Regions from separate parts of the Homo sapiens genome. Here region 1 is linked to region 2. Evidence: chromatin contacts called from ENCODE Hi-C or POLR2A ChIA-PET data. All regions are on one chromosome and are shown on one strand. The core of a region is the stretch at or near the end of the contact, and the rest is flanking DNA. Distances in the headings are between cores, read along the strand shown. Region 1 holds the start of SHISAL2A (shisa like 2A). Region 2 holds the start of ZFYVE9 (zinc finger FYVE-type containing 9).

Evidence for each region. Hi-C counts contacts between places; a loop is a spot of excess contacts on that map. ChIA-PET counts read pairs that join two places held with the same protein, here RNA polymerase II (POLR2A). Pooled maps may share reads with other maps.
Region 1: a loop to region 2 is called in a pooled map, with 5 times the contacts of the local background. The contact joins the promoter of SHISAL2A here to the promoter of ZFYVE9 in region 2. A Hi-C loop is called at or near these places in 1 of 168 maps with a recorded cell type or tissue (OCI-LY7), 5 of 37 single-sample maps with no recorded cell type and 11 of 50 pooled maps. POLR2A ChIA-PET finds 5 or more read pairs at or near these places in 3 of 52 experiments (activated T-cell, activated naive CD8-positive, alpha-beta T cell and naive thymus-derived CD4-positive, alpha-beta T cell).

What each region holds. Positions count from the first base shown.
Region 1 is chr1:52,631,691-52,634,533 of GRCh38, reverse strand. It overlaps SHISAL2A (shisa like 2A), which reads right to left and starts at 1,366. Exons shown (of 3, transcript NM_001042693.3): 1 at 859-1,366. The coding sequence starts at 1,040. LOC124904178 (a long non-coding RNA gene) reads left to right here and starts at 1,079. Exons shown (of 2, transcript XR_007066084.1): 1 at 1,079-1,226. RefSeq lists silencers at 1,039-1,088, 1,099-1,288, 1,379-1,488.
Region 2 is chr1:52,140,653-52,143,622 of GRCh38, reverse strand. ZFYVE9 (zinc finger FYVE-type containing 9) reads right to left here and starts at 1,534. Exons shown (of 19, transcript NM_004799.4): 1 at 1,220-1,534. It overlaps LOC107984956 (collagen alpha-2(I) chain-like), which reads right to left. Exons shown (of 5, transcript XM_047439476.1): 2 at 2,334-2,430; 3 at 2,142-2,188; 4 at 1,220-1,846. RefSeq lists a silencer at 875-1,734.

The sequences.
Region 1 (2,843 bases), core at 117-2,616, 490 kb before region 2:
GGTCCTATGGGTGGAGAGTCAACACTTCTATGAATATGGCCTGAGCTAGCTTCTGCACTATGCCATTGTCTCATGATGAACTTGGAGGCAGCTCTGACTCCCGAGTCTTCTGCCTTAGCTTGAGGATGGGGTACATCCCCAGCACTCACCACAGGGCTTGGCACACACCAAGTGCTCAGTAGAGAGTGCCCGAAAGAATGACTAAATACAAAAGGGAACCAAGGGTTGACGCTGGGCTGAGGCTGGGGTTGGGGTGTAGCACCAGGCGAGGGTTAAGTCTGGAGGTTGAGGTTTGGATGTAGATCTAGATATTAATAATATTTGGAGTCAGGATGTGGGAGAAGAGCTGAGGTGGGACTGCAGGCAGGACAGAAGAGGAGGTTGGGGCTGGTGATAGAATAAGGTCTGGGGTCAGTACTGGGGAGTGTGGAAAGTCAGGAATAAGGCTGGTGTTGATATTAGGAAGGGCACCTTGGTGGGATGATGATTGGGGTGGAGTTGGGCTGCCTGTGAATGTTTGAAGATGGAAGTTGCTGTTAGGGGGAGGCTTGATATGTGATTTGGGGTTGGGATGAGGGTGGTGATGGAATGAAGTTTGGGGTGGGGATAGAGTGAGGATTGTTTTGGATTAGAGGAGGGGGAGGTCCGAGCATGGCTCTAAATAATGGTTGGGGTCAGGATGAGGAAATCGAGCTGAGATGGGGTTTCACGGGGTGGTTGATGCTGTGGGCATGAGGACGGTAAGGACTAGAGCTTGCTGCTGATGTTCAGGTGGACACTCGGGTGGGGGCTGAGGCTGGGGTGAAGGCGCTGAGACTGGAGTGGGGTTCAAGGTAGGGTGAGGGCCAGGGACGGTACCTGAGCCACCACATGTAGCTGTGCTCGTAGGGGAAGAAGCTGTGCGGGTCGTCGCAGCAGTACTTGTGGTCGCGGAAGCCGCAGCAGAAGACAGCGGCCGCCTCGCCCCCCGGCCGCGGGCAGCTGAAGCCGCGCACCACCTCCTGCTCTGCGCTCACGTAGCTCGTGCAGGCGCCGCTCATCGCGCCCCGCGCCCAGCCCGCCGCCACCTCGGGCCACCAGACGGCCGGCTAGAGCCCGGCGGGGAAGCGAGGGACCGAGCGAGACGGAGCTGAGCCTGAGAACGGCAGAGACGAAGAGACCCAGGGGCCGAGAGAAGCCGAGACAGAGACAGCAGCGCGGGGCCCCGAGGACCGAGCGGCGGCCAGGTGCCCGGCCCGCGCGGAGGGGTAGGGGCAGGCGGGGCGGGCGGCGGGGGCCGGCGGCGGGAGTGACGGCTGCTGGAACGCGGCAGGAGCCGGAGCGGACGCGGGGAGCTGGGCCGGGAGCCGCGTGCTCGCCTGGCTCTGCCTGCGCTTCCTGCCCCCTCCCCACTGCGCTCCCCCTGCCTGCACGAGGGCGCTGGGTGCGCAACGACAGCACGACGCGGCCAGAGTGGCGGGGCGGGAATTCGAGGCCAGGGCGCGGGCGCCTTACCTGCACCGAGCCGGCGCCGGGAGTCTCGGGGCATTCGGGGCTGGGGCAGACAGACAAGGCACCAGCCGGCGACCACACGGCGGGGTCAGTGAGGAGAGTGAACACAACCTCACCCAACCTCCGCAAAAACCCAGGGGCCCGGGGATGTTCGCATCCGTGTTAAAGGTGAGAGCTGAGGGCCAGAGAGAAGCCATTTCCCGGAGTTCCTAAGCCCACGAGATTTTAACCGGGGGCGGCCTAGTAGGAAGTCCTTGCTCTTTCTGCGGCTTTCATGGTGCCTCTTTTCTAGCGGGCTTTTAGATGTCCTCATCATCTGGAGTCCCTGCTAGTCTCGCTGAGAGCTAGCTCGTGCACGGACAATGTCCACACTCTTCTGTTCATACTGCCTGCCACTGGCCTGGGACAAGGAGCCGAATATGGGTGTGGATGGGCCCAGACGGTAACCTCCTTCCCCACACTGACCAGCAAAGAAAGTCAGCAGACCTGTCCATTTTGAAAAATTACTTCCAGAGAACAAGGGCAGTGTTCTCACTAGCATCAGAGAACCACAGTCTGAAGGGGCTCTCAGTGCCTTGGCTTCCCCCATGTACCCTGTTGCCTTACGCCATCTGGAAGGGCTTCATACAGCACCTTCAGTGCCTTAGCTCTACATTTTTCACAGCAGTGGGTAGGGTAGGAAATAGTTACTGTGGTGCCTCGGGCACCCCCGATTCCTTCGCCCTTGGTTTGGACGTGTGGGGAACGGGCCGTGGGTATCAGGGGATCTGGGCTCCAGCCCAGCTCTACCCCTTCCCTGCTGTTTCTCTCTGAGCTTTGGGTTCCTTGTCCTCACCCAGGCCAGCTCCTCAGATGCTGATTGTGCCGCTGCCCTGACCTGGGTGGGCCCTAGGGCCCCTGAGAGGGATCAGATCTGGGCCTGCCGTTGAGAAACACACAGTCTGATGGAGGAGTCAGACTGACTGACGATCACAGCACAGGGCAGTAAAAAGGGAAATGCAAGGACCTGGACACAGAGGGGCACCATCTGAGGAAGCAGGGGAGGGCTCTGAGGGAGGCGGTGTCCTCAAGAGTCACTGTAAGGTCAAATATGAAAGCTGGAGGGAACTGTTATTATCCTCCAGAACATTCCTCCCCTGAGCTGTGGGTCTGAGCAGACTGGGAGCTGGAGAGCCTACACTAATGAGGGTGCACTTCAGCCTCTTTATCAGATGGAGAGTACAGGGGAGGAATCCTCTGGGAGGGAGAGGCTTCCTGGAGGCCTGGAGATCAGCTGGGAGGAAGAAAGCGCTCTGCCCTGGCTTTTGGCAAAACTAGAAAGCCTCCAACAATTTCCAAAACCCTCTCCCAGC
Region 2 (2,970 bases), core at 285-2,784:
AAATCACTGTCAGTACGAGCCCATTATAAACCTGTACTGTTTACAATCTGTGAGATTATGGGTGATTTCTCCTATTATTAAATATTTATTAAGAGCCAACATGGTACCTTTCTATAATTCCCAAGTTTTCTACAATAAGCATATTTTTTCATGATTATAAAAGTTTTGCAAGTACCTATAAGTCTTATAACTTTCACATACATAACAGGAAAACAAGAATAACCTGTAATCACATTTCTCACAAAACATAAATATCTGACTTACGGTATCAAACTGTAATCAGTAGCATTTTCAACATTAATATCAGAACAAATCATTTTATTTCTAAAATTTAGCATGTATCCCATTTCCTTCAGGTATTTATTAGGGTAGCTGGCACTTAAAGAGGACTTAAAATCCTTTTGCCAACTATTCTCTGGATCTCTTTAAGTGGAACATTTTTGTACCGAACACTGAAGCATAAAAATATTTCTTCTGGCGGGGTGTGGGGGGCAGACCTTTGTAAAAGACGTTTTTATAACTGTGAGTGTTTATCTACAAAACTTAGCATCGCAAAGATGCGATGGGGCTTTCTCCAAGGCAGACCACGCTTAGAGGCAAGATATAATATAAAGAGGCAGGAATGAGCAACCGGCAGGTGATGAAATTTCACCTCAAATAAGACGCAAAAGGTTGTTCTCGAGCAAGCCAGATCCATGAATGACACTCCAGGAGTAGCAGGGGCTCTCTTGGTCCCGCACTCTCTGCACCCCCAATTCTCACCCTGGCCTTCCTCTCCTCCCCCTTTCCCCGCCACAACCGGGATTCTGAGGGACTCGGTATGGGACGCGTGGAAGCCAAAGCTTGTTTGCAAACAGGCGTCATCTGCCTCCCTCCGGGATGTACGTGCAGGGCCCGGGCTAAGAGGCTGCGCTCGGCCCGGGCCCATGCAAACCCGAAAGGCGGCCGTGCTCCTGCCGGCCCCCAGCTCCACACACCCGGCCGCGCCGGAACCGAGGCCGGAGCGAGGGCTTCCCAACGGCGCGGGGCCTAATCGCCCCCCACGGCCTTCAGCCTCCCGGGGGACGCGGGGAGAAAGGGCTGAGGCCCCAGGACCGCAGGGTGGGGGAGGCGACCGCAGTGGCAGGACGCCCCGTCCGCCCGGCCCGCGGTCTGCCGCCAGGGCCCCCACAGGCGGCGGGAGGCCGGCGAGCCCCGGACCACGCCGCGCCACACTCACCTCGAGCAGCGGCCGCCTCCGCTTCAGCATGGCCACGGGGGTCGTCCCTGAGCCGAAAGCCTCCTCCGGAGGGCACCGGCGCGGCCCCAGGCGCCGCCGCGAAACCTCCCACTCCTGTAGGAGCTGCGGTAGCCGCAGCTGCGGCTGCTACTGCTGCTAAGGCCCGGCACCCGCCCAGCCGCATCGGCGCCCGGGCCGCGGCAGCCACGCGGATCCCGGAGGAGCGCCGCCGAGCCGGGCCGGGGGCGCAAGGCTGCGGCGGGACGACCGAGGTGCGGCAGGCGGGGATCCTCAGCGAAGCCTCCAGCGTCGGGTGGCCGCTCCTGCCGCCGGCGCCGCTGGGCCACAGCGCCCCCTGGACCCCACGTCCGGCTACGGCGTCGGGACTGCGGCGGCCGCGCTGGGCACGAGCCGCAGGGAACGCTAAGGAGCGCGGCCTGGGGGCGGCGAGGGCCCCGTGCTCCCTGCGTAGCCCGCGGCCCGCGGCCGGCCCGGGACTCCGCTTCCCGGGAACCGGAAGCCCCTCAGTTCCCACCAACCCCTGGCGTTCCCCGCCCCCGCCAGACCCGAGCACCTTTTCGTTCTCTCCCGAAGATACGTGAACGTTCTTGTCACTCGGACCCGCACCTGAGAGCAGGAATATAAGGGAATCTCCGTTTGACTCTCACGGTTTCGGGGGTGGCAGGGAGACCCCCTTCTAATTCCTTTAATGCGTCTGGATGAAAGAAGAGTGACCCAGAACAAACCTTTTTTTCAAACATACACACTCGTCTCCCAAAACAGACGAAGGAATTGTCTTTGACCTTAACTTGTTTTTTTATCTACTGTGTAGATCATTAAGAAATTTTCTACAGATATCAACCAAACCCTTAACACCTAAACCACCACCCCCACAAAACAAAAATGAAAAAAAAATACATACATATATATATATGCCAAGCCAGAGAAGAGAATAGCCAACGGGTTGTCCTGAAATTCATAAACAACTTAAAGGTAAGCAAAGAATCACCCATCTTTTACTAACATCCTCTCCCTCCCAACCTCTTCTCTCCCACCTTTCCACCCCTCATCCCAGGCAAATCCTAGTAAGGCTCTGAAGGAAGGAAATTATTACACAGTGGGGGCTATGGAATCATTCTGTTTACAGATGCCCCATATTTGATCCCAGTCAGCCTCTAGGGTGCAAACATCAGAACCAAAAACAAACACGACTGTCAGAGGGGAAGTAGGGAAAGAAAATTCTCCAAATCCTCTGATCCCTAAATTTTCCAAATACACTTTTTTAACAGAGTGGTATACTAGAATGTGTAGTGATTTTGGTGTCAGACACATACCAACACTACCAGTTCCAGTTCTGTCATGTATATATAGCTTTATGACCCTGGGGAAGTTATGTAACATTTTTGAACTTCAGTTTTCTCCTGCCTGCCTTGCTGGTTGTTGAAGATTGGAGATAAAGAGACTGGCCCATAGAAGATACTTAATAAATGTTAGTTACAATTTTTATTGGTTCCAGTTCTTTTTCTTAGGCTCAATTTTGTACTCCTCTGTTTTTGTTTCTCATTCTCTCTCTCTCTCTCTCTCTCTCTGTGTGTGTGTATGTGTGTGTGTATGTGTGTGTGTAACTGTATTTCTGTCAAAAGATAGATGCTCCATTCTTCATCCTCCCTAGTCTGGGTGAAATTTCCCTAAATTTCACTAATGGGTTTATGTAACACCCCTCCATGGAAGAATAGAGCCTCATACACTGG